5 separate regions of the Homo sapiens genome follow, and regions 1, 2, 3 and 5 are each linked to region 4. The links are chromatin contacts, found by Hi-C or POLR2A ChIA-PET in ENCODE. All regions are on one chromosome and are shown on one strand. The core of a region is the stretch at or near the end of the contact, and the rest is flanking DNA. Distances in the headings are between cores, read along the strand shown. Region 1 overlaps RPTOR (regulatory associated protein of MTOR complex 1). Region 2 holds the start of BAIAP2 (BAR/IMD domain containing adaptor protein 2). Region 3 overlaps RPTOR (regulatory associated protein of MTOR complex 1). Region 4 holds the start of EIF4A3 (eukaryotic translation initiation factor 4A3). Region 5 overlaps RPTOR (regulatory associated protein of MTOR complex 1).

Region 1 (5,853 bases), core at 3,354-5,853, 590 kb after region 4:
GTTCCAGGGTTTAAAAAATAAACAATTGATTAAATATAATGCAAGAAAATGGTTATTTGGACCAGAAAGCCTCCAAATAATAAACATTAACACAAATATGAGTGACATAAATTTTAAGAGATGGTGATCAGCTTTCATATTCTTAGTGGCACAGTGCTTGTCCTGGGACCAGGAGGTTTATTTATTGTTTACTTCTCTCTCAGAGGAGTGCTGTAGGTAGAGTAGAAGACGACTTCATCAAAGCACAGATACAGTATTGCACACACTTCAAACCATCAGAGCCGGAAAATGACATATCTGTCACTCAGTAATCCTTCTTATATTTTTATTGTGTCATATTTCTTTGTAATTTAAAAATTAAGGATAATATTCAAGTCTCTCCGCTTTCAGTCTTCTTTTATAAATAAGTATATTTTACCAAATTAGTATATGCCATGGTTTGAAAAATCAAATAATACAGAAGGTTTATGATGAATAAAGTAGTCCCTGGCCCCACGCTTTCTCTGCTGAGACTCTATGACCAAAGGCACCTCCTTCCCCTGTTTCCATTTCTAGTTCTTCTGGAGGGTGTCTCCTTCCCTGTAGATGACATGCTGAGACCACTGCTTCTTGATTTGTCGTTTTTAGATTATCAGTGGGCTTTGTCTTAGGGTACAAACCAAGAACAGAGCTGCCATTAAGTTCTGTTTAAAGAAGGGAGAAACGATGTGGAAGCCTGTTAGCAAAGAAGTCAATTATGTGTAGATTACATGCTGGTTTAAATTCCTATGTGTTATTTGTATTCAGTAGTGAATTCTAAAGAGAAAATTCTAGATTGAAGAGGCTGCGTCACTCACGACGCCTTCTTGCGTTCCCTCTTATTCACTCTATTGGGTTTCTTTATACTTTGTAAACTTTGTGGTTTCAAGTAATATCCTTATGCTTTTATTTCTAGTTTTATCAGTAATAGCTCATTTCTTCCATTTTCAAGGCTCTTAGCTTCCTTGTACTTTCTTCTGCCTTTTTTCTTTTACAGCTTCTGTTATCTGCACTTTCTGTGATTGTCTTTCGTTCTCTGACCACGATTAACACCTCTGTGCTTGAGTGGAGATTGATTCTATAGGAAGACAAGCATTAAACCTTGTACCTGATTATGACCACATAAATATTGCTCGCTCAGTGGCTAGAGTACTGTGATTTCCATTTTTATAACTGTTTTCGTTTGTTTGCTTTTCCTGGACATTTCCTCTTTTCTTCTTGAATTACCTATCGTTACCACTTCCTCCACTGATAGATCCACAAGGAGAGCGGAGAGCACAGAAGGCGCCCTCTCCCCTCACATCTTCCAAGCTCTCCTGCCTCGCTCAGCCGATCGTGCCTGTGGCCTGCTCCCCGGCGTCAGCTGGCTCCCCTTTGTAATTCTCCAGGATCCGTCCCTGTGTCTAGATCCCACTTCTTCCCCTCTCTCGATTTTCTCCTTTGTTCTCCTAGGGGAAATCCTCAAGCACTGCCCTAAGAAAGGATGTTTGGCAGTCTGAGACCATCAGTATTTGAAGCAGTGGAAGTAATGAAAAATCTCATTACTGGGTTTTAATCAAATAGCAGTTTGTCTTTTTCACTAATAAGGTCTCTGAGGCAAATGATGACTTTTCAGCAGTGCCACTGGGGACCAGGCATCCTTAGCCGACTGGCTTTATCCTCATGTTTGCAATATGCCCACCACATCTGCAGGTGTTTCATCTGCTTGGGAGGCAGGAGGAAATGGGGAAGGGGCAGTGCTGGCCACAGCTGTCTCTTTATAAGGAAGAACAGCCCGCCCTCTGTATCTGTGGCTTCCACATCCTTGGAGTCAACTAACTGTGGCTCCAAGACATTCGGGGAAAAAAAATTGCATTGTACTGGACATGTACACTTCTTCTCACCATTGTTCCCTAAACAATATAGTATAACAACTACGTTTACAGCATTCACATGGTAGTAGATGTTATAAGTAGAGATGATTTGAAGCACACCAAAGTCTGTGTGTGGGTTATATGCAAGCACCACACCATTTTATATCTGTGCATTGGCAGATTTTGGCATCCATGGGGGTCTAGGAACCAATGCCCTGTGGATATTGAGGGATGACTGCAACAAGCAGACTTCGCTTTAGACCGAGTTGGCCAGAGCCAGGTCACGTAGCACCCCAGGTGTGGTTGAGGGGTGACTAAAGGGAGTGGACTTGGGGGTGGCTGTGAGATGATCCAATGAGGACCATCAGCCACATTACCTGGGTAATGTCATCATTCTAACCACATCCATTATCGATAGTGTAGATATGGAATTTTAGGCAATTTTCACTCTTCCAGTGGTAGCCCTGTTACTCCTTGCAGTGGATGAGTAGATGTTCTTGATAAGTCTGCCACCTCCATCCAGATAAATGCCATAAGAGGAATATTTATAGTCATCGTACACAGTATATGTATTGACTGAGTTGGAGAGAGAGAAAAAAAGAGAATTCAAATGTTTTTTAACAACTTTTATCTGGATACTAAATCCTTAGCCTGTAAACTAGAAAGGAAGGTGAAGTCTTAAAGAAACAGATGCTCTTGGAAACGGAGCCCATGAAGTCTTGTCCGTCAGTTTCTTCTAGAGGATATTTCTCAAGGGCAGTCACAGCTCACCGTCACTGAAGACGGCAGTCAAGCCCGGAGTCAAATCTAGGCGAGTTTCTCCTCTTTTTAATGGGAGGCCAGTAGCGAGTTGGGCAGGCGGTAAAGATAATAATGCCTTTCTTCTGCTGGGACAGCACGGGCTCCACTGCCCCAGTAAGTCTTGTTCTGCACATAGCCATCTGCTTTTGGTTTAGGGCTGGAGCATAGGCAAGTTTTTGGTGGGAGCCATGGAAATAGCCTGAGAATGACTTCCTGGAGAGCAGGTTGCTGTGTGTCAGAAGAGTCTTGTATGAAAGTTCAGCCCTGGCCGGTGCGGTGGCTCACGCCTGTAATCCCAGCACTTTGGAAGGCCAAGGTGGGCAGATGGCTTGAGTTCAGGAGTTCAAGACCAGCCTGGGCAGCATAGCGAAACCCCATCTCTACAAAAAATACAAAAGTTAGCCAGCTGTAGTGGCACGCATGTGTCATCCCAGCTACTCTGGAGACCAAGGTGGAAGGGTCGCTTGAGCTCAGAGCTGGAGGCTGCAGTGAGCCGTGATTGTGCCACTGCACCTCAGCCTAGGCAATAGAGTGAGACCCCATCTCTTAAAAAAAAAAAAAGTTCAGCCCATGGATCATGGGCACAATTCACTTCTCCACTATTCCCCCGCACTCTGCAAGGCTTTTCTCAGGATGCTTCCGAGTAACTCGTGTTTGTGTGGTGTCTCTAAACACAATTGTGTGGTCCAGTCCTGCCACCTGTAGCAGTACACTCCCAAAGCACAGAAACCTGTCCGACGGTCACTCACTGCCACAGCGAGAAGCTTGCTTGGGTCCACAGCCTCCCCAAGGCTGCAGTGACTTAACCGCCCCCCGCCCCTACCAATGTGAAAACCTATACTTAAACTGATAGGTGATACATTGGCCTCCTGCACTGATCCCCGTAGCTAAATTTTATGTCAAATAAATATTGTAATTCTGCCAAAAATGACTAACGTCTAGAATCTTCAAGTTTCCTCAAAAATATTAAATGCATATCTCACAGATCTAAAGTACTCATGTTCTGAAATCTTCTTCATTTCTTTGCTACTCTTGTAGACAGGCACACTGCTTGGCTGGCATGGAATTCTGCAGCAAAAGGCAGTTCTCCTGCTGAAGGTTGTGGTTGTAGTGATTGCTGAATACCATCAGTTAGTTCTTTGGGTACCTCTCAACAGGTGTGTTTCTTAATCACTGTTTCCTAAATTGGAATTTGTGTGTGTGAGTTTGCAAATCTTCTCCACGGACTCACCGTCGTCATGGCATTTGTGATTCAGAGGAGGGATCTGCGGTGCCGATTCCACAGGAGCTCAGGCTCGCCTGTATTTCTCTTTCAAGCAATGATTTTCATAAGTGCTTTCCCCTGTAATCTCATAGTTTTGTCATTTGTAGGCAGTAGGGACGTGAGCTGACATGTGTTAGGTCACAACTTTATTAATTTTCAAGTGATATTAATTTTTAGGTTTGAAGAAGATGCTTTCCCCTTTTCTAAGTTGTCTCTGTTTCCTCCAGCATAATTTTTTTTCCTTTGGTTAATTTAGATTATTCTCTGTCATACTGGAGGTATGTGGTGATTTTATTGTTTGTCATATTTAAGAATGAAGAGAAGCTGCCCATCACTGCGTGTCTGTGACAGGAGGCGTTGGCTAGAGGGCCTTGCTCGATGGGAAGTAGGGGGCGCTGGCTGCTGCGCTGGGGACTCATGGATGCCCCCATGCCGAGGTCTTTATTTCTCTGGGCTCTAAATGACTACACCAGCTGCCTTTAATTTTCCCCAGATATGTCAGTAACTCTCTTTAGAGGAAAAAAACCCACCACCAGCCTGAGTGCTTTCCGGCAGGGGGGCGGTGGTGGAGGATCATTGCAGAACACCTGGCTTCAGGCACACAGGTGAGACGCCGGCTGTCCTGATGGCAGGTCTTCAGGTAATCTGTGCCTTCCAGCCCGCACCACTCCAGGCTTGGGCATGGGGGCTGCCTTCCACTTCCCTTCTCTGCATGTGCTCTGGACACTTTCAGTTCCTCTTTTTTAACAAAAGTTGGCCAAAGTCAGTTTTGCGTACCTTATACTTTATTTATAGTAAGCTGTAAGAACCCATACTTGTGAAGGTTTTCAAAACATTAGAATATCTGCTCCCTGGTGTTAAGAAATGTGTAATATAGTTGAAGCACATATATTCATTCTTTCTCTCTCTTTTTCTCCCCCGCCCCCCCGCCACACTCACTCCACCACCACCACAATGACCAAGGAGAAGTGCATTTTTCATTTAGCAGAAATGCTGCCATTTCCACTGTCTATAGCAGAAGGGGAGTTCGTCCAAAACATACAGTAGAAACCCCTTTAATTGGAATCCACAGAACGGCCATCCCCAAAGCCCCGCTGGGGAGAATGAAGCCACTGTGAGAGGTTAAGAGGGTGGGGGGGCAGGGCTGGCCCTTGGAGTGGGCTGGCGAGCTGACTTGCCAACCAGAAAGGAAATAGGTCACGGGAGAAATGGGGGGAAACACAGGCCCATGGAGGATGAGGTCCACGCCTGCCAGTGGGTGCTGGGAGGGCAGCCCCAGGGGGAGCAGGCAGCAGGAGATGCCCAGCCCGGCCCCGTGTACCTGGCAGGCCTCAGCCTGTGGACACCCTCGCCTTTGGTTTGTGTGACATTTCACAGTTGGTGGGACATTTGTGCCGTTTCATCCATCTTTAGTCTGCGCAGCTGAGCTGAATGTGGCCGCCAAAGCTTTTGCTGCTTCTCTGTGCCCATGCACCATCCCTTTCTGTGGTTTGCACGGGGAGATAAAGGTCTTTTTTGTTGGCACCTTTCGTAACTCCGAGTCCTAGAATTTGGAGGCTTCAGTAAAAAGAAAAGTGATTTCTCTGCATAAAAAATTTAAGAACCCTTACCGCTGATGACCTTAAATGAATTTCACAGACACGTGTCATTAGCACAGGCAGCTTCCAGGGTGCAACTGAAGTTCCCCTTTCTTCACAAATGCTTCCCCCAGCCTGAAATCTTCCTTGGCTGACCACATACGGCAATCTCCTACACAGCGGCCTTGACAATCATGTGTTGTCTTGTAGCCTCTCTTCTACTGTCATAAGCTTACTTTACATTTGTTATGTAAACCTGTCAAGAATGCCTCACGTTAAATTGATGCTCAGGAAGGATCTATAGATTTGGCTTGATAAATACATATTTGAATAAACTACC
Region 2 (5,329 bases), core at 45-2,544, 890 kb after region 4:
CAAATAATTCCTCTATGTTAGCCTAATTTATGTAAATATTTCTCCACGGGAATTGTACCGGGAGACCTGTGTGCCAACTCGGCCAGCTTCCCCGGCAGAATCTCCCCTTGGGAGGACCCTTAAGCAGGACCCTTCCTAAAAATTGGAGGCAGCTCTGACTCCTCCATTCCTCCTACAAGGTTCCCCCACCCCCTAGGGCTTTCCACCGCATGAGAGTCCTCCGGGCCCCTCGTTTCCTACTGCCCTCGACCCTTCCTTCCCGAGACCTCTCTCTCTCAGTAAACTGCCTCCAACGAGAATCTTCTGACGGCAGGAGGGTCCTCCCCGTCCCTAAGGGTCGCCCTGTCCCCAGGCCTTCCAGCAGGACACTCCCCTGTCCCCTCTCCAGATCCTCCTTCCCAGGGCCCTCCTCCAAGATCCTCTTCCCCAACCCTCCTCTCCCAGGGTCCTCCCCTCTCCAGAATCCCGGCCCCAAGCCCCCAAGCGCTGTCTGCCTGTCTGGGGTCCTCCCCAGAGTTCACCTTCTGCAGGATCCTCCCTCCAAGTCCTCTCCTCACGATGCTCCCCCGAAATCCTCCTTCTCCAAGTCGTCCCCCACTCCAGGGCCGAGCTCTCTCCAGGGTCCTCCTGCAGCACCCCCTCCCCCAGGGTTCTCCTCTCTGCCCCGAGGGGCCGGCCGGGGGGTCGCCGCCCGCCCGGCGGGCTTACCTGCGAAGCGGCGGGGTCGGGGCCTCTCCCACCTGTAAGCCCGGCCCGCGGCGTCCTGCGTCCGAGCCGCTCCCCGCCCCGCAGCGCCAGGCCGCGACCCGGCGGGCCGCCCGCCCCGAAGTGCCACTTCGCGAAGTGCCGCCTCCACGCGCGCTGCCGCCGGCGCCCCCCGCTCTCCTCCCCGCACCTTCTGCTCCTTCTTCCTGCGCCACCCCGCCCCCGCCTCCCCGCCCCCAGCCCGGCTGTTGCCCGGGCCCCCTCAGGCTGCTCCCAGGGCCCCAGCCCGCGCCGCGCCTCCCCTCTCCTCCCCCAGGATCGACGCCGCCGCAGACCAATCGCTGCCTGGAGTCGGCCACTAGGCCCCACCTCCGATCCCGCCCCCCTCCCCCTTCTCCGGAACCCACCAATGGAAAGGGCGGTGCGGGGGCGGGGCCTGGCGGTTGCCTAGCAGCGGCAGCGCCGGGCGGGGGCGGGTGGTCGGGGGCGGTGATGCGGGCGCAACGGGGGCGGGACGCAGGGGCGGGGACTGCCGCGGGGCGGGGCCTGAGGCGGCTATAAAGGTGGCCGCCGCCGGACGCCGGGCTCTGTGGTTCGGGTCCGCTTTCGTCTCCGTCCTGCTGCCGTTACCGCCGCTGCTGCCGCCGCTTGCGTCCCCCGCTCCGGTCTGTGGTGCAGCCGGGACCCAGGACCATGTCTCTGTCTCGCTCAGAGGAGATGCACCGGCTCACGGAAAATGTCTATAAGGTGAGCGCCCCCCGGCGCCGAGCTGAGCCCGCTCCGTGTGCGCCTGGGTCGCGCGCCGCCCGCGCGCCCGAGCCCGACCAGGGCGGCCCCGGGGCCGCGCGCCGGGCCAGGAGGCTGGGACTTTGGGGGTCTTCCCGGCGCGGCCACCCGGGACCCGGGCTGCTGGGGTGGTGAGCCCGGCGCCGGCCGCTCACAGGTGGCCACCCCCGCCCGGGCCCCCCCATCCCATGCGCGCCGCGGCCCGGTCAGTCCCCAGCCCCAGGCCCGGGGAGCACTCCCCGCTCCGACGGCCCTGCTCGGCCCCCGCGCGCTCGCCTTGGCGTCGGCGGGAACGGAGCCGCGCGCCGGGCCCCGGAAGCCCTCGGACCGGTCGGGGTCGTAGCACACCCGGGCAGGGCCGGGGCGGCGGGGGCGGCGGGCCCAGGGGTTGCGGCGGCCAGGACGGCATGGGGGCTGTCTGAAGGCCGCGGTCGGCGCGGTGGCACCGTGGGGCTCCTCCAGGCGCGGTTGCGCGAGCCTCGGGCACTTCATTCTCAACAGGCTTTCCCTTCCCACAACTCCTGCCCGGCGCCCATGCTGGGGCCTAAGGTGGGAGGTCGGAGCGCGGGCAGGCTGGATGGGTGGACGGATAATCTATCATCTTATGTAACCGCGGAGAGAGAAGACTAATTGTGTAGGAGGCTGACGTGCCTGCCTTTGCTTCAGATGTGTTAAGAGTGGCATCCACGTTCTCGTCTGCGAAATGACAGGTTCACATCCAAGGGCCGCAGAGCACCGCTGGAAGCCTCCCCTGCCGCCCCCTCCCCAGTCGTTTTTGTGGCTGGGATACCGACAAACAGGCCCTTGGTTTTCTCTTTCTTCAGCATCCGTTCTCGGTCCAGACCCCCACGCCTGAGCCCGGCAGCTGCCGGGGAGCATTTTCTCAGAGGAGAAACCCCTGCTCTGGGTGTCCCTGGGTCCTGGGCGATCTCTTACAGATGTGCTTTGTTTCAAAACTGTCTGCAGGTTCAGTGACAGGCTGGGCGATGAGTGGAGTGGGTATTTACCCGGCAGTCGCTGGTTCATGTTTCCTAACCGGCTTGCACCCTGCCCGGCAGAGTAACTGTTTCTGATTGTGGTAGGCGGCCAAGGCGTGCCTGGCCAGGGGCCTGGGAAGCCCTCTTAGCTCTCAGGCTTGGGAGAGCCAGATGGAGGCTTCAGGGGTGGCCCCTCTGGTTCCAGCTGGAGTGCAGGGGGCCGATTGCACTTGAATACAGCTTTCAATAAAGCTTGTGAAGTTGGGGCCGCGTCAGTCTGGAAGGTTTCTGAAGGCGGGTGTGCGGTCGACTAGATGAGTCCTAAAGCCACGTCGGAGCCACTGGGAAACAGGATTCAGGGTGACCTGAGGAGTCGGCTTGGGAAAGGCACAGGCCCTGGGGTTGTTAGGTTTGGTTTCACAGAGTCTGTGGCATACGGTTCTGGCCTTGTTGCTCTGTGGAAGCACATGTTGTCAAGGGAGGGAGGTTTATTAAATTATTAGTCATTAGCTCCATTACGACTTGTTTGTGATTGCAGAGGGTGGAAGAGAAGTACCAGCGGAACCTTTTTCCTATTTTTTCTCCTTCTGCGCTGAAACCAGAAAGCAGGAACTTTCGTGGTGAGAGTTGGCAGGGGGTGAGTACATGGAGTGGTTTTGCTCTGGGGGACCGACCCCGTGATCGTCCTTAATAAAACTCTCCTAACCGGGCAGTAGGCCTTCACCTAGGTGAAGCTGTAATTTATCTGCAGGTCTAAGTGAAATCTGCTGGCAGGAAAACTCTTAGGACTGAGTGTTTGGGGACTTTGAGCCCCTGTGGACGCAGACCAGCTGGTCTGGAGCACGTGAAACACACAGGTTCTGCGTTTTGTCTTCCACGGGTGGGTTAATTGGTGATTTTCCCAAGTGAAGATGTGGCGGTTGATGATTTGATTTAGCACGGCAGGACGCGGTGGGCCGCAGGTGTCTGAAGGGTCGATCCACTCTGGAAAGGCTTTGCCCTGGTGACAGGCTTGCGCTGCTGCTGCTGCACACAGGCGGGGTTGGTTTTGTAGGTAGGTGGCTCCTGCTGCCACTCCGGGAGCCTGACTGCTGAGTCTTTGAGACCTTTTTGTGCTTTGTCACTGGGGAGCTCAAGGTGCCTTGGTAGTGCCGGTACTGGTTGGGCAGCTTTTGGCAATGTCAGCCAGGCAGAAACTCAGCCCACATGGAGACATAGTCAGGAGACCGCTGAGGCCACCGGTGTGCACTCCTGGGCCGGTCCAGCCGGTCCAGGCAGTGCTGAGCTCTGTCCTCTCCTGGGACGGTGCTGCCTCTGGCATCCCTTCCCGGGGCCGCTCCTGTGCCTGGGTTGGCGGCTTGCAGAGCCCTGGCAGTGCCTCTTGGAACGGCTGTGCTGTGGCCTGCTTAGTGTCACCCGCGATGCGGCTCAGCTGTTTGGTTTGGTTTGGACATTGCATCGCCTTAACTGCAGTTCTGAGTGGTGTTTGCCTTGGCAAAGGAGGACGCTTGTCCTTGGCCTTGGTGATTAAAAATGCGAGAATAAAAAGTGCAGTTTTGATTTTCTTCCCCGTAAGAATCCGTAACGCAGACTTTGACCTCTTTTCTGGTGGCTCCATTCCCTTGGGAGCTGTGTCCTCGGGGAATTTCATGGAAGATGAAGGGGAGGGGAGTGGAACGGCTTCCCGGTGTTTGCCGAGAACATAATCTCAGACCTTCTGGGGGCACTGCGTGGGCTGGGCCCTGCAGGTGTTGGGAGGGCAAGGCGCGGAAGACCCCTTCCTCCACAGGAGCCCGGGCCCAGCGCTTGCTCAGGTTGCCCTGGGTAGTGGCCCAGATGGAGGGATGGAGTGCTGGAATCTGCCTCCCCCGGTGGCCTTTGGAATTAAGGCTACTGAAGCTGCAGCCCTCTTGGGGAAGCCCCGTGCATCCCTGTGTGCTGAGGGGCTGGCTCCCTGGCTGGCTGTGTCTCCTGGAATGCCAGGAGAATGTCAGGTGGGTGTTTTCCTCAAGGTCTCGTGTCCGCAGAGAAGCCCTGGCTCCCAGGTGACCCATGACCTGGAGTGTGGCGGCTCCACCACCTTCTCTGGGCATAGTGCCATTGGCCCACAGCCTGTCCTAGAATATGTGAGGTTGAGAGAGCATCTGGGGAGGAGGAGGAGTCCCTGTTGCAGACGTGGCCATGGCCTTCCTTGTGCCGAGGCTCTTGGCCCTGGCTGGTCACTCTAGCAGCTGGTGGGGAAGCCAGCCTGGCGGGGCCGCAGCCGTGCTTCGAGGAGACGGGTGCCACAGGGTTCCTGGAGCCAGGAGCCAGTTGGGTTTGCCGCCTCTGGTGTGATTGGTAAGGGCTGGCGCCAGGTGGTGGGCGTCATGTGCTGGGTGGCAGGGAGCACACTGCCGGCTTTTCTGCTCCGTGCCCGGCTGCCCGGGCCTGGCTGTTCCTCTCTGCCACATCCAGCTTCTTCCTGGGGTGTGCAGAGCTCACCATCCCCTCCATTTGGAGACGGTGGGGGGTGGTCTCTGACAGGCACCTCCTGCTGACAGGCACCTCCTGGCATTGGAGTCGCCTTCCTGGGTGGGGGGGGCAGCAGACCCGGCACCTGAGGAGGAGAGAAATCACAGTGCTGGACCCAGCTCCGTGCGCGTGTACATGTGTATGTGTGTCCGTGTGTGCACACGTGCATGCAGTGCTTTGTGTTTAAGGATACTTCCTGGGGTGGCCCCCATGGGCACCATCTTGCCGCAGGGTGGCTGGGTCTGCTGTCACTGAGTAGACCTGGCCTGCATTTTCTCTACATGTGCATGTCTGTGTTACCCGCCCTCGCCACCGCCAGCCTTTAGCAGGGGGCACGTCTCCCAGGA
Region 3 (6,083 bases), core at 93-2,592, 690 kb after region 4:
TTACCATGTTGCAGATTTAGGGAGGCGTAACCACACAGACTTGGTACTGGTCTTGATTGTGGAGGGCCTTTATGCTGAGCCAGAGATGAGGAAGATGTTGGTGCCTGGCTATAAGGGCTTGAGCCAGGTGGATACGGAGGGCATGCAGCCAACACCGCTCTTGAGACACCGGCTGGGTTAGTGTGGAAAAACTCCATTGAATGGTTTGCCTTTCTCCCTGGAGGTAGTTAGGTGTACTAGTTGAAACACCCATTCATTGGGAACCCGTGATCCAGGGGCTTTACAAATGGGCATGTGTGAGCATAGGCAGCATAGGCTGCCGTGGCCCCAGGTGTCAGGGTGCAGGCGGCTCCTGTCTTGGAGGCTTCCATCCCCCGTGGAAGCTCGTGCTGGCCACTGGAGCAACATTCCCGCAGGTGGGAAGGCCGCGAGGAGTGGACGAGGCAGCTCAGGCCTGGGGGACAGACTTGGAGCTCACATGCCCATCGCCCCCCTGTCCTGTGGCAGTGTCTGGTCCAGCCTCATCCAGGGAGGGAGGGAATGTGGCCTCCACCTTGAGTGGCATGTCCCAGCTCCAATGCTGTTCCTTAACAAGGGCAGGGAGGGAGGCACAAAGGAGTGAGGAGTGGTTTCAGACGCTCAGACGGAGAACATTCGGCTCAGAAACAGAATCGTGCTCTCCTCTGTTACTAGATTTTGCCAACTGCAACTGAGGACTGAGCTGCTGTGGAGGTGGGCTCCTCACCATGGGAGCATCACCGGGGGCTCTGCAGGGCTGTCTGCCACGAAAACAATGCCCAGAGCTCTCTCCTCCCCTCATCAATAGACCAAAGTGTGTACATCCCCAGGGAGCACACAGGAAAGATAGCAGAAAAGAGCATTTGGAATAAATAATGTACAATCTAGCTATTATACTCCTTGGGTGGTGATGGAGAGGTTGAATTTTTAGCAAGAGGAAAGAGGGAACAAAGCCTAACAAACATTGAGGTTAAAACATGAAGTCATCTGCATTTACACTTTGCTTCAGGCCGCGGCAGTAATGAATACTCAGAGCCGGCTTTCTGTTTAATGTTTGATGCAAAGTCACCGGGGAGTCATTCTCCTTCACTTTCAATTTCAGGGGTCCTGAAACCCTGCGTTTCTCTGCGGTAATAACCCGTGCTTTCCGTTCCCGGGGCGGGCGCGCTCTGACTGATCAGCGCAGATGGAGGCTGTGCGGACTTGGACTTGGACGGTTTTCCTCCAGCCCACCTCCTGGGCACCCGCCATCTCAGGGCTGTTTCCTGAAAACCCAGCTCTTGCCTGGATGACATGTTTTCCAGGCGAGTGACTCATCAGAACAGCCAACAGCTTAGAAAGTCCCTCTGCCCCCAGCTGCTGGGGGGGAGGAGCCCACGATGCAGATGAGCTGGTCACAGCTAATCACAGCCTCCTCCCCTCAGATCTGCACTCCAGCACTCCAGCCCTGCTTCTCCAGGCAGCTTGATCGCAGGCTGTGGGAAGTGCTAATCCAGACACCTTCCCGGTCCCCTCCCACCTTCTGCTGTCGTGTGCTGCCAAACCTCACAGGGCTGGCTGCTGCCGCCGAAGCCCACCACCATGGCCTCTCGTGTGTACGTAGGACCCACTTTCCCACTTGTCTTTAGCTGGGAATCCCAAATTAGAGCTGCAAGTGTGTGTTGATTTTACCGTAGAAAATGCAGCCAGTTTTAATCAACAGATAAATGTTCATTAGAGAATACCGTTGTTCTGCTGTTTAAAAGGTTGCCGTGCAGGCCGGGTGCAATGGCTCACGCCTGTAATCCCAGCACTTTGGGAGGCCACGGCAGGCAGATCACCTGAGGTCAGGAGTTCGAGACCCGCCTGACCAACATGGTGAAACCCCGTCTCTACTAAAAATACAAAAATTAGCCAGGCGTGTGGCACATTCCTGTAATCCCAGCTACTCAGGAGACCGAGGCAGGAGAATCACTTGAACCCGGGAGGCGGAGGTTGCAGTGAGCCAAGATCGCACCACTGCGCTCCAGCATAGGTGACAGAGTGAGACTCCGTCTCAAAAAACAAAACAAAACAAAAGGTTGCCATGCGATTTTAGAATTTAATGGGTAATCTGGCCCTGTAATTTGGTTAAATAAATAAATAAATAAACCACCCACGGCCCCGAGAGGGCCTCTGGCTTGCTCAGCAGGCGGTGCCAGGGTGCAAGCTCCTCCCAGTACCTCCGTCTTCCCTGCCTTGCTCTGAGTGGGGCTGTCCTTCGGGCCCAGGCCGAGCTGTGGCTTGAGGTTCAGGGCCGCTTCACTGTGTGCTGATAATCGGGTTCCAGCGCTTGTCTTTCAGCGGTTTGTAGGCGTTCTTTTACATCCTTTCTTCTCATTAGTACTTGAACAAAGTTATTTTCCTCCTCTCATGTAGACAGCTCTGCCTCGAGTCCACAGCCCTGGGTAGCCGGACGGCCCCGAGCAGCCTCCGTGCATCGTCTGGGCGCCGAGCCACAGCCCTTCCTCCTGGGCTTTGTGTCATCCCCGCAGCCTCCTGAGCCTCTGTGCATCAGTGAAACCAGAACCATCTGGGGCTGCTTTTCTGGTCTGAAATGTGGAGCTGGGTCAGTCCCCGCCTCCCACCCCGGGGCTGGATCCAAGTGGGCCCCCAGCCTTTTAGGAGCACATGTCCCACTGCAGCAACATGGGTCACGTGTCCGAGAGAGATTGTCACCCGTGGCTCTGACACAGCTTTGCTGGGCGGCATCCTGTCCGGTGTGCTGAGCGATGTCTCCAGTGCAGTTCAGGCCTTCAACACCAAGCGAGGGCCTTGGAGAACGTGCGAATAGGCTTTCCGGGAGGCATGGTTCCAAAGGCGCCTTGCCCAGCACTGACCGAGGCCACACCAGGTGCCACGCTGGTCTGCTCGGCCCACGGCCCGGACACCCTCTCTGCCCTCCTCTCGCCTCCACCTCCCCTAACTTGCACACACTTTCTTCTAACTCCTGAAGCAGAAACTTTTTATTTGATTAAATTCGAGGAATCTTTATAGAGTTTAATTGCAATAATTGACTTTGCTTCTGTCTTAACAAAGAGTAAAATCTCCCTCAATGCTGCTGAATACCATTTGCCTGCAGCTGGGGATTTACTGGGCATATGGGAGCTATTTATTGCACGTACTTTGAGGCCTTTTGATTATCTCCTGATTGCTTCTTAACTCTGTTGGCAGGGGAAGGGCATGTTTGTGCAAAGAGGGCCAGTCTTGGGAAAATTGAAATATATTTCATATATTTGAAAGTGAAAAATTGCTCTTTAGTCCCTTTGTTCATCTTAAACTTTTACTTTTTTTTCTGGATTTTAACATTTTTCATTCTCATTTTGGTCCTTTACTAAGACATTGAGAAAATATGCCCTTTGACACGGCAGCACGGAGTGTCATTAACCTAAAAAATAACACAGAGTCCTCGAGTCTCTTAGAAAATTACCCAGGAGAAGAGAGCGCAGTGCTAGAAGCAGAATCCAGTATACTGATCATCACTCGGTTTCCACAAGGAACATATTTCTAGCAGAAAGGGAGAGTAGGGCTGAAGGGATTGCTGTCCTTCCTCCATCCCTACGACGAAGGTTGAGTGTCCCTAATTCAAAAATCCAAAATGTTCCAAAATCCGAAACTCTGTGAGGGCCACCACGCTGCCACAGGTGGACAGTTCCCCTCCCGACCTTGCGGGCGCAAACTTTGTTTCATGCACAAAATTGTGTAAAATTCGCTTCAGGCTGTGTGTGTAAGAGGTATATGAAACATACATGGAGTTTACTCTTAGACTTGGGTCCCATCCCCTGATATCTCATTATGTATATGCAAATATTCCAAAACCTGAAAATATCGGAAACCCAAAACACTTCCGGTCCCAGGCATTTTAGAGAAGAGATACTCAACCTGTATCCGCGGAGATCAAGACTGTGTTCTGTGGCTGTGCTGAGAGCGAGGTGATGATTCACTTCCAGTTGAGAGTTCATGTTGGATGTTGTGGCGGGGCCACAGCAGCTGCCTCCGACTGACCCCTGCTTTGTGTCAGCCGCTCTACGAGGACGCTGTGAGGGAGGCATGATCATAAGCCCATTTCACAGATGGTGAAACGGATCCTAGAGAGAGAGCCACGCGCCCAGAGCCCCAGAGCCACACGCTGAATTTCACCAAGCAGCCTCCCACACGGGCTCCCTGGTCAGGCCCTCATCCTCCGGGCGAGGCAGCGAGGCAGGCAGGTCAGCCGCTCCCTGGGCCGGAGCTAGTGGGTAGCAGAGCTGGGAGCAGAGCCCAGGCTCATGGCTCCCGGTCAGATCTTTTCTTCCCTCTCTCCTTCTCGAAAGTCACACGGGGCTGCTCATGCACAGAGGGTGCTTTCCTGCTCGCCCTCACTCTCATTTAGCCAATGCATATTGAAAGCCTGCTATGTGCCTGGCACTGGGAAAGAAGTTGGGTACGGCTGGATGCCAGGGCACCTGCAGGATGTCTGTAATTCAGCGTGTGGCTCTGCGGCCTTGGGCGCGTGGCTGTCTCTCTAGGGTGAAACAGTCTCATGATCATGTCTCCCTCACAGTGTCCTTGTAGAGCAGCTGACACAAAGCAGGGGTCGGTCAGAGGCAGCTGCTGTCCCTCTGCCACAGGGCTAGAGATGTCAGAGGTGCTGGGGTGTGCCAGGCCTGGGGTACCACGAGAAGGCCAGAGCCACAGAAAGGCTTAGGGGGGCTGTGTTAGAGCCTCCGAGAAAGCTCACAGGGCAGCTGGCCTGGAGGGAGGTGCCGGCAGAGGGGCCCATTGGGAGGGGGCTGTTAGGACAACACCGAGGCTCTGACAAGGCCATGTCAGGAAAGTGGCGATGGTGGCTGGGGGTGCCCCATAAGGCTGTTGCCTACACCTGGGAATCCCAGGAACTGGCCTGGAGGTGTGAGGTCCAATTCAGACTGCCGGCTGTTCCTACAGTAGAATTGGGGTGTGGAGCTCTGGGGAGAGGTGTGAGGCTATTTTAAATAGCGTCTGGGGGTGTCGGTGAGCAGGTGGCATTGGGCGCCCTGAGCAAGGATGAGAGCAGGCAGGGAAAGGGCTGTGGAAGCTGCAGCAGTGCGGCCCTGAAGGACGGGGTCGGGAGCCCGGGGAGGAGGCTGTCTCACGTTCACCGTGACGGGAAGGAGGCCGGAGGAGAAAGCCTCATAATGTCCAAGGGGGAGAACTCAAGAGGGACAGTGTGGTCGGTTACTGTGACAAGGGGTCTCGACAGGGGAAGCACATCACCGGGGTCATCTGTGGAGCCACTGTGGCTTGGGGGGAGCAGCTCTATGCATGGTAGGAGACCCCAGACTGCAGGGTGCCTGGTGAGACCCACAGGGAGGCAGCAGGAACTGACTGAGCAGGTGGCTGTCCACACCAGGGAGCAGCAGGGGGGAGGCAAGGGAGGGACAGGGAGGGGCCTGACGGCACCATCACAGCGCAGAGCTCAGCCCTGACCGCCAGGACTCCTTTCCCTGACTGCATGCCGACCCCTCCTGATGAGGCACTTTGGGCCTGGCCCTGGTGTCTCTCCCGCGTCCCTCCAGGACGCTGCCCCATCAGAGCCTGCGCAGGGACCACAGCTGCTTAGAACACGTGGGCTGCCAGTACATGGGTTCAAGTCACAGTCAGAAGCCACAGCAGAAAATGGGAAGCATTCCTTTATTTTTCCAGGCTTTTTTTCTTATTTTATTTTAAAGAGAAAAAATGTGACAAAATGGTGAGGATGCTGGCAGCGCCAGCGTTCCCGGCCTGCACTCTCTCCTGGCCTCCCCTCGGACGTCTTCTGCAGCCCAAATCTGAACAGCAGTGAAACCGTAAACATGCCCCCCACCAGCTGCCGTGGCCTCCGCCCAGACCCTTGCTGCCCAGGCTCAGCCGGCTCCTCCTGTGCCCTGTGAAGTGGCCTCGTGTGGAAGCCCGTCCATAATGCTCAGTGGATTTCCTCTGTTCTCTCCGCAGGCAAGCCTGGGACCTGGCTGTTGACATCTGTCTGTCTCAGCTGCCGACGATCATCGAGGAAGGCACTGCGTTTCGGGTGAGTCCCTCCAAGGGCA
Region 4 (5,928 bases), core at 16-2,515:
TGCTGTCAGCTCCCTGGTACTCCATCTCCAAGGCAGCACAATCCTCTCTTCCCTGAACTGCAGCAAAAGCTCCCAACTCTCTTGTTTCCTCTCCTGCCTTGCCTCGCCTCACCTCAAATCTACAGACACCCAGAAGAATCTTTAAAACTGTAAATGTGATCGTGTCACATAGCTACTTAAAACCTTCCACTGGCTTCCCACTAGATTTCTAAATGAAATTCAAATTATTCGTCACCCTACACGTCTTTGCTAGATCTGCCCCGACTAGCTCTCCAAAATCCCACCACAGGGGACTTCTTTCAGTTCCTGGAATGCAGCTGGCTAAGGGCTGCAAGGCCCTGGCACCAGCTGTTCCTTCTGCCCCAACTGCTCTTCCCTCTTCTCATAACAGTCTCCTTCATCCAGAACTCTGCTCAAATGGCACCCCCTCCTGCGAACCCCCTTACCTCTCTGCTTTACTAATTCTCTCCTCCTTCCCAGTCCCACTCTATTCAATTACCCCGCTTCAGGTTCTTCAGGTTGCCTGGGCAACCTGACAGTATGCTTTCCCCCCAAACGAAATTCAAAACCCGTAAAGGCGCAAACCCTTCCGGTTTACCGCCAAAACCCCAGTACCTAGAAAAGCTAATAGGTAGAAATCAGTTATCTGCTGAATGAAGGACGCTGAGGTGCCTCGAAGCGGCTGCAGCCCCCGACAGACCCAGCGCCGAGCTCTGCACGGGGGACACACACCGAAAGCGCCGACACAGCCAGGCGTGAGGGCGAGGACGGGGGTGGGGGTGGGGGTCGGACGTCACTGGCCCCCGAGCCTCGACCCTGACCACGACCTCCGGAGCGCAGGGCCGGCCCGGGAGTCACCAGTCTGGCCCTCAGCCCCCGGCTCGCCCCCGACTCGCCCCCGGCTGGCCCCCGCGGCCCGCGCCCGCTCACCGTAAGCGTAGATGCCCCGCAGCAGGTCCTCCCGCAGGCCCATGGTGTCGAACGTGGGGGTCACATCCACCTCCTCGCTGGTCTCGAATTCCACTTTAGTCATGTCTTCCTCTTTGAGCAGCCGCTTTCGCGCCGAGCCCGAGGTCGCCATCGTGGCCGTGGTCGCCATGATTCAGAGTCCGCGGAAGAGCACAGCGCGCGCCGCTGCCGACCTCGCTGCCGCTGCCGACCTCGCTGTGCCGCTGCCGACCTCGCTGCCGCTGCCGACCTCGCTGTGCCGCTGCCGACCTCGCTGTGCCGCTGCCGACCTCGCTGTGCCGCTGCCGACCTCGCTGTGCCGCTGCCGAGAACAGACGCCTTAAGTATGCGAAAGCGAGAGACGTGCGTGCGTACGTGCGTACGTGCGTACGCGCGACGCGGCCACGCCTCTGGGGGACGGGGCACTCTTCGTCACGTGAAAGGGAACTGGGCGTTTGCCGCAGGGAAAAGTAAGGTGTTTCTGCTCTCGCGCCATATGCAGTTCCCGCGGGATCTCGTTGAGGGCGGGGCACCCAGTTCCTTACGAAAGGGATGGAGGGGGTGGTACTTCTAAAGTTGGCGGTGTTTCGTACCGGCCGCGGGATTTCGCGGACTGGGGCGCTGAGGTTCTTTGAGCGGCGTGTGGACCTGAATTCCCTGGAAACAGGCTGGGGCCGCGAGGGGCCTCCGCTCCGGGCGGGGTCCCCAGATAGCCCCGCCTCGAATAAAAATGACGAGCACGGGTCCTCTCTCGGGCCCGCAGTGGGTGGACTGCGTCGCAGACCCGTAGTGGAGGCGCCCAGCTCGCCGGGGAGATTCGAGTGGAAACCCTCACGGCCGCCGGTGGTGGGCCCCGGCGCGGCGCTGGGCTCCGGCGGGTCTGCGCTGGGGAGGGCCAGGGCCCCTGAAGCCGGCGTCCCTCTTAGGGGACGCGCCTGGGTGTGTCTTCACCGTTTGCCTGGTGAGTTGGAGACAGGGTCTCGCTCCGTCGCCCAGGCTGGAGTGCAGTGGTAGGATCAGGGTTCATTGTAGCCTCCGCCTCAGCCTCTGGAGTAGCTGGGACCTCAGGCGCGCGCCACCACGCCCGGCTAATTTTTTAAATTTTTTTGTAGAGACGGGGTTGGGGGAGGCGGGGGTTAGGGTTGTCCTGGCTGGTCTTGAACTGCGGGGCCTCAGGTGATCCGCCTGCCTTGGCCTCCCAAAGTGCTGGGATTACAGGCATGAGCCACTGTGCCCGGCAAGCAGCTGTTATAAATAAAATACATGCTGAGCCTGCAATTTGCTCTTAATGAAGGCCACTTGTCAGTAGACGGTGCTGCTAATGCGTGTCCTGCAGCAAAGATAACCCAGACGGGATCATTTTTTAATTGCCCAGCAGAACTTTAACCAGTTGTGCATCTTAACCTGCTTTTTGTTTGTTCGTTTGTTTGTTTTGAGACAGTCTGGCCCTGTCGCCCAGGCTGGAGTGCCATGGCGCGATCTCGGTTCACTGCAGCCTCCACCTCCCGAGCACAGGCGATCCTCCCGCCTCAGCCTCCAGAGCACCTGGGACCACAGGTGTCCACGCGCAGCCACTAACCGCTTTCTTATCTGACACTTTAAGTGCTTCTTCGTACCCAGCTCCTCTAACGCCTTTTGAAGCAGCTCCATCATCTTTGAAGGGCAGTTCATGCTGTTGAGAATCATGTTTTTAACTTTGGGAAAATTGTATTTCCACGAGCGCCAGCTCTGTCCTTTTTTTTTTTTTTTTTTTTTTTTTTTTTTGACGGAGTCTTGCTCGGTTCGCCCAGGCTGGAGTGCAGTGTCGCGATCTCAGCTCACTGCAAGTTCTGTCGCCCAGGTTCACGCCATTCTCCTGCCTCAGCCTCCCAAATAGCTGGGACTACAGACACGCGCCACCACGCCCAGCTAATTTTCTGTATTTTTAGTATAGACCGGGTTTCACCATGTTGGCCAGGATGGTCTTGATCTCTTGACCTCATGATCCGCCCACCTCGGCTTCCCAAAGTGCTAGGATTACAGGCGTGAGCCACCGCGCCCCGCTATTTTGTGTGTGTGTGTGTGTGTGTGTGTGTGTGTGTGTGACAGAGTCTCGCTCTGTTCCCCAGGCTGGAGTGCAGTGGCGCAATCTTGGCTCACTGCAACCTCTGCCTCCCGGTTCAAGCGACTCCCCTTCCTCACCCTCCTGAGTAGCTAGGATTACAGGCATGCACCACCACGCCCGGCTAATTTTTGTATTTTTAGTAGAGATGGGGTTTCCCCGTGTTGGTCAGGCTGGTCTTGAACTCCTGACCTCATGATCTGCCCGCTTCAGCCTCCTAAAATGCTGGGATTACAGGCATGAGCCCGGTCCTGTCCTTTCTTATGGTCACAAATCTGGCTTGCATCGCTGGGCACATCTTTAATCCACAGCTTCTTTCTAGGAGTGCTTGAAAAGCTCTCCTTTTATGAAGGTTAATTTTAGTTAAAACCAGAGCATCCTGGCCAGGCCTGGTGGCTCACGCCTGTAATCCCAGCACTTTGGGAGGCCGAGGCAGACGGATCATGAGTGTAGGAGTTCGAGAACAGCCTGGCCAAAATGGTGAAACCCCATCTCTACTAAAAAAAAAATACAAAAATTAGCTGGCCGTGGTGACGGGTGTCTGTAGTCCCAGCTACTCTGGAGGCTGAGGCAGGAGAATCTCCTGAACCCCGGAGGTGGAGGTTGCAGTGAACCGAGATTGCGCCACTGCACTCCAGCCTGGGCGACAGAGACTCCATCTCAAAAATAAACAGAAAACCAGAGCATCCTTTTATCAAGAAGTCGGTGGATTGCAGTATTTCAAGGGTGAACAAGTAAATGCAGCCTTCTCCAAGAGTGAATCTCATTCTGGCACCAGAATTTATCCATGACAGATAATTGACCTTCTGATAAACATTCCTTGTAAGGATGCTGGTGTTACCCAAAATATTAAATATTTATAAAGCTGAATAAAATGTAAGTTCTGATACCTTCCTCACTCTACAAAGGATCATTTCGTGCCTCACACTGTTTGCCAGGCCGTGCTGTAGCGCTTTGTCGTAAAATACACACAGATTTCAATGACTTAACGTAGGAGAAGAATGTAAAATACCTTGTTGACTAAAGAAAAACAGTTAAGCTTTTAAAGAATTAAAGTTAGTTTTATTCAGAAGCCTTACTGAGGACCGTACATCCTGGCCCCAGCCCAGGAGCTCAAGCGATCCTCCTACCTCAGCCTCTCAAAGTGCTGGAATCACAGGTGTGAGCTACCAGGCCTCTCACCTTGTTCAAAGTTAAAATCTAATCCACAAACTGCTTAGATTTGTTTTCCTTCATATTTTTATGACTAGATGATCTAACATTTTACACCATTTTTCTGGAAATGTTGTTTATGCCAGGTGTCTGAACACACATCTTAAAGGGCTCTAACTTTTCTGGGGAGCAGTAGCTTTTTAGCCCAGAGTCTATGACAATGTGACAATGATGAGAGCTGCTGAGGTTTGCTGCAGTCTCTGGGTGAACGATGCTTTCTAGGGAAACAATGGGGCATAAAACAGACATGGGCTCTCCTGCCTTGAGATTAATCGCGTGAGATGGACCCCTCCCCAACACACAAACATTGTGGGACATGAGGTGCTGGAGACGGGGTTGCTCACCCAGAGCTTAATGGGTCTGTCCACCTTTGTGACCAAGAGGCCTCTTTTCTTAGAGGCTGAGGGGCCCTGGGATGATGAGGGTAAATCCACTTTTTAGAGCAGGAATCTCCAAACCCCAGGCCACGGACCAGTATCAGCACCTGTCTGTGGCCTGTTAGGAACCAGGCGGTGCAGCAGGAGGCAAGCAAGGGAGCTAAACTGAGCTCTGCCTGCTGTCAGCAGCAGCACTGGACTCAGAGGAGTGTGAACCCTGTTGTGAACTGCACATGCGAGGGATCTAGGTTGTGCACTCCTCATGAGAATCTAATGCCTGATGATGGGAGGTGGAATAGTTTCATCCCGAAACCACTACCCCATCCATCTCTGGAAGAATTTTTTTCCACCACCTGTGGAAAAGTTGTTGACGTGGCTAGACTTTGTGTCTTCACCCACATCTCATCTTGAATTGTAATCCCATAATCCCTATAATCCCCACGTGTCGAGGGAGAAGCCAGGTGGAGTAATTGAATCACGGGGATGAGTCCCCCATGCTGTTGTCTTGATAGTTGTCTCGAGATCTGATGGTTTTATAAGGGGCTCTTCCCCCTTTGCTTGGCACTTTTCCCTTCCTGCCATCTTGTGAAGAAGGTGCCTTGCTTCCCCTTCACCTCCTGCCATGATTGTAAGTTTCCTGAGGCCTCCCAAGCCATGCTGAACTGTCAATTAAACCTCTTTCCTTTATAAATAACCCAGTCTCGGACAGTTCTTTATAGCAGTATGAAAATGGAATAATACATTTGTCTTCCACAAAACCCATCCCTGTTGCCAAAAAGGCTTTAGAAAACGCAGTGTGGGTAGGTGGTGAATAGATGGGAGGAGACTCATGTTTTTGTCATGTAGGAGAGCAGCAAGAGCTCCTCTCAGGAGAAGAGGTTTTTGCTGTGAAATATGGTGCGTGCTTTTCCATGGCCTATGTAGTGCTCAGCAGATGCCCTAGCATCAATAGGATCCCAAACCCCTTGTTCTGTTTATTACTGGTAGGCAGTTAGGATCGTGTCAGCCATGTCTTGAGAACATGCCTTGTGAGTCATGCACCAGATTTGTTAAAGTGTCGGCTCTGTGTAGCTCTGTTGTGCTATGCATAACATCTACTTAAAAAATGAGAGCTGACAGCCTCGCTTAGCTTTCTATCCACAAGTCCCCTGCTTAAAATTCTGGATAAATGTTTCCGTTCCTATGGGAAACCTCCATTATCTCCATAAGTAGAGAATGCAGATAGGTATCTTTTTTCTTTTACTGATGGAGACACTAAGGCCCAGTGTGATAAGTTCAAGCGCCCTACAG
Region 5 (5,871 bases), core at 720-3,219, 760 kb after region 4:
GCCGCCTTAGGAGCCTCATTGGCAGCTACTTTCCACTAAAACATCTTCCATTTCTCTCTCTCAGGAGTTTCCTTTAACAGTGTTTACACTCAGATTTGGAGAGTCCTGCTGCACCTGGCTGCTGACCCCTATCCAGAGGTCTCGGACGTGGCCATGAAAGTACTCAACAGCATCGCCTACAAGGTACGTGCCGGGCGCTCCCCACCGCGCTCCAGCTGCTGGTTCTCGGTTACGAGTATGCATGCCAGGAACTCCAGGTGTGCCCGGGTCCACACCACAGTTTAGAAAGTAACAAAACGAGCTTCAGCAAATATCTTAAATCTGGAGATGTACACAGTACACCCCAAACTGTGTCTGTGCAGCTCCCACGTGGGCAGAGGGTGCTGGATTTACTGATGCCTGTCAAGGCAATTAGGGGAGGACTGACATTATCTTTCAGGATCCTCTGGTGTCTGGGTGAGCTACAGTGCTGGCCCTTCTTCCATTTTTTTTTTCTTTCTTTACTTAATTATTTATAAGAGATGGGGTCTCCCTGTGTTGCCCAGGCTGGTCTTGAACTCCTGGGCTCAAGGGATCCTCCTGCCTCAGCCTCCCAAAGTGCTGGGATTACAAGCGTGAGCCACTGCACCTGTTTTTTGTTTTTGTAAGACAGTCTCACTCTGTCCAGACTAGAATGCAGTGACCTGATCACGGCTCACTGTAGCCTCCAACTCCTGGGCTCAAGCAATCCTCCCACCTCAGCCTTGGAAGTAGCTGGGACTACAGGTGCACACCACCACACCCGGCTAATTTTTAAATTTTTTGTAGAGACAGAGTCTCAGTGTGTCGCCCAAGCTGGTCTCTAACTCCTCAGTTCAAGTGATCCTCCTGCCTTGGCCTCCTGAAGTGCTGGGATTACAGGCATGAGCCACCACACCCAGACTTTTCTTCCCTTTCTGATAGCAGTAATTTTTGACTCATTCAAAACCCTTCTAGTTAATGGTTTCTTATTCATGGCCATTCTAGCTCAAGGGAACTTTTCAAAGAATCAGTTTTTGGTTTCATTGGTTTTTCTCTGTTGTTTGTCCATTTTCCATTTGATTGATTGAGCTTTCATCAATAAAGCTTGCTTTCTTCTGCTTACTTTGAGTTTAATTTGCTCTTCTCATCCTAGTTTCTTAAGGTAGAAGCAGAGGTCATTGATTTTAGTCCTTTCTCTTTGGGGACTGTAAACTCTTCTCAGTCCCTTTTGTGAGCTCTGGGCATTTGGCCTACCGCCTTCCCGCTGTTTTTTCTCTGCCTCATGGGTTGTCACTCTACCCTTGAGCAGATGAATACTTAGTCAAAGACCCCAGGGGCCTCTCCTGCAGACCTTGGAAGCTTTCCCCTCTCCAGTGCTCTGTCCTGCAAATTGTCACCACCTCAGCCTCCCTGGAGCCCCAGTCTCTGTCTCCTGTTCCCTGAAAGTGCTGGGCTCCCCGTCTCTGCACTGTGGCCTGGGACTGCCTGAAACTACCTGCAAGCCGGACACAGGGCAGCTGTTTATTTCCGTTCTCTCAGGGATCACAAGCCCGTGACACCCAGCACCCAGTGTCCAAAAACAATTGTTTACGGTATTTGTCCTGGTTTTCTAGTTGCTTATGGAAGTTGGATGATTTATGTGGAATTAGAAGTCACTCATTATAGCACTTAAAAATTTTTTGGTAACTTTTTGATAAAACTTCAAAAGCTTACAGAAATGTTGCAGGAAGAATGCAGGGAAAGGCCACACTCTTGCAGCCTCTGTGGTGTTCTACGTCTTCATCTGACCTCGTCACGGCTATGGCGTTGCCTCGGGTATCACTCAGTGCCAGGGTCTGCAGGGTCGAGGAGCCACGGCTTCCCATCCTAGTCCATCGCTTTTTCCAAATGAGCTATCGAGTCTCCCCCTCTCATTTGCTGTGGCCTTCTGGGTCCTGGCCGGCCATCGAGCCAGGGTTCCTGCAGCTCCTCAGCTCCTTTTGCTGATATTATACTTCTGTGGCTTTCGGTTCCTTCAACTAAGTTATTTTCTGTTGGTCTAGTTATATCTTAGATGGAAATCACCTTACCGTCTGCAGTTGGTTCTTCTTCAGTTCTTTTTTTTTTTTTTTCTCTTGCTCTGTTGCCAGGCTGGAGTGCAGTGGCACAATCTCAGCTCACTGCAGCCTCCGCCTCCCAGGTTCAAGCAGTTCTGCTGCCTCAGCCTCCCAAGTAGCTGGGACTACAGGCGTGAGCCACCACACCCGGCTAATTTTTGTATTTTTAGGAGAGACGAGGGGTTTCACCGTGTTGGCCAGGATGGTCTCGGTCTCTTGACCTCGTGATCCGCCTGCCTCGGCCTCCCAAAGTGCTGGGATTACAGGCGTGAGCCACTGCGCCTGGCCTGTTCTTTATGGTATCACCGGTATAGTCACAAGTAGCCTATTGGCCAACTTGGAAAGGTCCAGATTGTTTAATTCTGCACCGGCCTCCCCTCCTGCAGCGGACTCTGCCACTTCCTTCGTCACCGCATCCCTGCAGCGGATTCTGCCACCTCCTTCGTCACCGTGTGGTGTGGCCAGCTGCACGGGCACCTGGAGACGTTCATCCCCAGGCAGCAGGCCATCTCCTCAGGTTTCTTTTATGTGCTACTGGCCTGTTGAAAATAGCCAGTCAATTAAGTTAATGTTTTCATTATGCGGTAAGAAAACTAAGAAATAATATAATTATTTGCTTTTAAACTAGGAATAAGATAAATACAAAAATAAACCTCAGGCTGGGTGTGGTGGCTCACACCTGTAATCCCAGCACTTTGGGAGGCCAAGGCGAGAGACGATCACTTGAGCCCAGGTGTTTTGAGACCAGCCTGGGAAACATAGTGAAACCCCGTCTCTACAAAATAGTAGCAAGTTAGCCGGGCACGGTGGCAAGCACTTGTGGTCGCAGCTACCCAGGAGGATGAGGCTGGAAGATCCCTTGAGCCCAGGAGCTCAAGGCTGCAGTGAGCTATGATTGTGCCACTGCACTTCATCCTGGGCGGCAGAGTGAGACCGTGTCTTTTAAAATAATGTTTAAAAATATATGTTTGTTACACATTATGGTCTGAGACCAAGAAGGGGAGGCAGTAAAGCAGACAGGAAGGAAATAAGGAAGAAAAGAAAGTCATAAGACTGCACAAACACCCCTGAGGAAACCACCCACGGAGGCCCCAGACCAGAGCAACCGGTCCCGAGGCCTCTCAGATGAGCTGACGCTCTGGAGGATTGGGACTGAAACCGTCACATCTGCCTGCTACGGATTAGGGAAAATCAGTTCTTACCACTTACCACTGCCCTTTTAGACTCTAAATAGCCTCTACCACTTTTAGTTTAAGATTTCAAGGTTGGGTTTTAAATAGCCGTTTTCACTAAAATAGTTGTAAAAGCTTTTTACGAACATTAATAAATGGTTTAAGTTTTTAGAATTGATGGCCAGTTCGCGTCTCTGCTGGCAGTTCTCTGACACACAGGAGTGTCTGGTGGCCTCTTCTTTTCTCTTGGAGGCACAGGATGGCTGTGGCCATGGACCACCCTTGCTCTGTCCTGACTGCACAGTTGGAGGCCAGCGCTATTTAGGAGGTTTGATCGTTTTCCCCCAATTAATTTAGCTTCTTGGGTATTTTGATCATGATGAAATCAGTATTCAGCCTATTTAAGTTTATTTTTCAGTGGCTTTTGTGTATTTAACCTTACTGAAAAATTAGCCTGAATTATTTTAAACTGTAATCCGAGTGCCTAATCTTGAAATATAAGGACTATTAAGTGCGTTCCTGTGGACCTGGCCTCCAGTTGTTAAATAGCTCCTCTTGGGAAGCTCTCGAGCCTGTGTAGCACAGAAGCCACTGCTCTCTGCTCTTCAGCAAACGTCCCAGCACAGCCTCCACAGCCCAGCGCCCTTTTGGATTGTGTGTGACATGTAGTGTAGCTGGACGGCCCGCCCCCCTCTCCCACCACGGTAAGGCAGTTAAGCACCTGCGTCTGCCTTTCATGTTAGCAGGTTATAGCAACTCGAACACACGGCTTTGTCGTGCTATCCGATTGAGACCCAGAAACCGCCATAAAAGTGGCATTTGCCTTCTGTGCCTGCTTTGCCGTTCTAGAATGACACAGAGACCTTAAGGCACATGGCCATCACTCCAGCAGACATGCCACAGCCAGAGGGGTGGAGAAGGTCAAGAGAAGGCCTCTGCTAGAGACCTTGCTATGCATAGCACAATGCAGCATGAGCTTGTGTGTGTGTGTCTGTGTGCGTGTGTGTGCACGCGTGTGTGTGTGTCTGAGTGTATATGTGTGTGGGTTTAAGAGTAAACATTGCTACTAAAGCATTTGGAAGCATAAATCTTTCTTGTCTTCATTTTAATTTCAAGAAATGCCTTATTTTCCTGCTCTAGGAACTGAAGGGATTACATTTCATTTTACAGAGAAACGAGCCTATTTTAGATATTTAACTCTGAAGCCAAATTTTTGTTCATCAGAGTCTAAAACAGCCTTATTACTATGGAATGCCCTGTAGAATTCTATATTCAAATACAGAAATTGCCACCAGCTCTGTATGAGAGAACCCACACAGCTCCAGAGCTGTGGTCTGATTTCATGTATTTATAATATATTTCGATTCCCATTCCATGGGCTTGGGGTTTTCATTTTGCTTTTAGCTCCCTTTTCTCTTGGTTTAGTTTTGGGGGTGTTGTTTGTTTGTTTTGTTTTGAGACAGGGTCTCACTCTATCACCCAGGCTGGAGTTCAGTGATCCAGTCACGGCTCACTGCAGCCTCGACCTCCTGGGCTCAAGCGATCCTCCCACCTCAGCCTCCCAAGTAGCTGGGACTACAGGGGCGCACCACCATGCCTAGCTAATTTTCGTATTTTTTGTAGAGATGGGGTTTCACCATGTTGCCCAGGCTGGTCTCAAACTCCTAGGCTCAAGTGATTCACCCACATTTCCCTCCCAAAATGCCAGGATTACAGGCATGAGCCACTGCACCTGGCCTGCTTTTAGGTTTTTTTAAGGAAAATTTCAGACTATGTAGAAGTAGAAAGAAGAGACTGATGCCCCTCAGGAGCCTGCCTGTGGCCCCAGCAGTTCTCACCTCAGTGGTTTTAGGACAATGCCAAGAAAGAACCTTCAAGCCACAGGTGGTCACCTGTCAGGGCACATGTTCTCATGATCACTGCTTATATTATAATTTATGAGAAAACGTGTGAGCATAAATGCACAAACTCACCTAGAAGCACCGCTGCAGCCTCTTGATACTGTGAAGAGTGTGTGTGCATGTGCGCTGGCCGCTGCCTCTGTTGCAGGACTCATGCATGCAGACGGAGATGAGAAAGGGGTGTACTTAACGAAAGGTCAAATTGATGGCAGTGGCAGCCAGTCTGGGAGCGGCCACTGCCATGATGCCAGCTACAGCTGGGGAGGTGTGGCCAGGGCCGTGTGCTCCACAAAGCTGGCAGGAGGCAGGGACCGGTGGAATCCCACCCCCTTCCAAACTGGCAGGGTGGGAGCCTCATGCTCCCCAGGTGCAGCTACAGCCACCCAGCCACAACTCTGGATCCAGGCATCTCTGTGCTCTTGGGGGCCGGGAGCAGGCAGGAACCCCACCCTCCCAGGCACAGCTGCAGCCACCCAGCCGTGGCTCCAGACCCAGCCATCTCTGCTCTTGGGGACCAGGAGCGGGCAGGAGCTCCACCCTCCCAGGTGCAGCTGCAGCCACCCGGCATGGCTCCTCTGTGCTCTCAGGGGCCCAGGAAGTGCCCCTACCCCTGCAGGCTTGGAAGCGTCTGCTCCCGCTCCCTGGCCTCTCCCTGCTCCTGGCACCCACTTCAATCTCGGAGCAAAGTTGAGGCTGTACCCA

What was found. Hi-C counts contacts between places; a loop is a spot of excess contacts on that map. ChIA-PET counts read pairs that join two places held with the same protein, here RNA polymerase II (POLR2A). Pooled maps may share reads with other maps.
Region 1: a pooled map shows a loop between it and region 4 (6-fold over the local background). The contact joins the enhancer-like site here to the promoter of EIF4A3 in region 4. A Hi-C loop is called at or near these places in 4 of 50 pooled maps. POLR2A ChIA-PET finds 5 or more read pairs at or near these places in 3 of 52 experiments (OCI-LY7, PC-9 and T-cell).
Region 2: a pooled map shows a loop between it and region 4 (11-fold over the local background). The contact joins the promoter of BAIAP2 here to the promoter of EIF4A3 in region 4. A Hi-C loop is called at or near these places in 6 of 50 pooled maps.
Region 3: a pooled map shows a loop between it and region 4 (9-fold over the local background). The contact joins the enhancer-like site here to the promoter of EIF4A3 in region 4. A Hi-C loop is called at or near these places in 1 of 37 single-sample maps with no recorded cell type and 6 of 50 pooled maps. POLR2A ChIA-PET finds 5 or more read pairs at or near these places in 1 of 52 experiments (MCF 10A).
Region 5: a pooled map shows a loop between it and region 4 (7-fold over the local background). The contact joins the enhancer-like site here to the promoter of EIF4A3 in region 4. A Hi-C loop is called at or near these places in 1 of 37 single-sample maps with no recorded cell type and 4 of 50 pooled maps. POLR2A ChIA-PET finds 5 or more read pairs at or near these places in 1 of 52 experiments (activated CD4-positive, alpha-beta T cell).

What each region holds. Positions count from the first base shown.
Region 1 is chr17:80,732,953-80,738,805 of GRCh38, forward strand. The region is part of intron 5 of RPTOR (regulatory associated protein of MTOR complex 1); the gene reads left to right. Among named protein-coding and RNA genes, the nearest start is that of RPTOR, 190 kb to the left of the region's middle. RefSeq lists enhancers at 4,443-4,492, 4,543-4,592. Within about 2 kb of position 4,604, at least 6 of the 41 ENCODE cell types and tissues checked have a DNase peak (open chromatin) inside an H3K27ac peak, as active enhancers do; they include OCI-LY7, where a contact is called at or near this core.
Region 2 is chr17:81,033,857-81,039,185 of GRCh38, forward strand. It overlaps BAIAP2 (BAR/IMD domain containing adaptor protein 2), which reads left to right and starts at 1,295. Exons shown (of 14, transcript NM_001144888.2): 1 at 1,295-1,452. The coding sequence starts at 1,399. It overlaps BAIAP2-DT (BAIAP2 divergent transcript), which reads right to left and starts at 863. Exons shown (of 2, transcript NR_026857.1): 1 at 709-863. RefSeq lists a silencer at 931-1,240 and enhancers at 1,112-2,107, 3,158-3,710.
Region 3 is chr17:80,831,934-80,838,016 of GRCh38, forward strand. It overlaps RPTOR (regulatory associated protein of MTOR complex 1), which reads left to right. Exons shown (of 34, transcript NM_020761.3): 10 at 5,989-6,064. Among named protein-coding and RNA genes, the nearest start is that of CHMP6, 160 kb to the right of the region's middle. RefSeq lists enhancers at 1-685, 1,152-1,461, 2,231-3,002 and a silencer at 1,290-1,506. Within about 2 kb of position 1,343, at least 41 of the 41 ENCODE cell types and tissues checked have a DNase peak (open chromatin) inside an H3K27ac peak, as active enhancers do.
Region 4 is chr17:80,145,863-80,151,790 of GRCh38, forward strand. It overlaps EIF4A3 (eukaryotic translation initiation factor 4A3), which reads right to left and starts at 1,266. Exons shown (of 12, transcript NM_014740.4): 1 at 931-1,266. The coding sequence starts at 1,099. RefSeq lists enhancers at 493-1,207, 1,208-1,920, 1,921-2,634, 2,635-3,347 and silencers at 845-894, 1,735-1,924.
Region 5 is chr17:80,908,747-80,914,617 of GRCh38, forward strand. RPTOR (regulatory associated protein of MTOR complex 1) reads left to right here. Exons shown (of 34, transcript NM_020761.3): 21 at 65-183. Among named protein-coding and RNA genes, the nearest start is that of CHMP6, 80 kb to the right of the region's middle. RefSeq lists enhancers at 1,646-1,875, 1,996-2,185, 2,954-3,003. Within about 2 kb of position 1,970, at least 2 of the 41 ENCODE cell types and tissues checked have a DNase peak (open chromatin) inside an H3K27ac peak, as active enhancers do.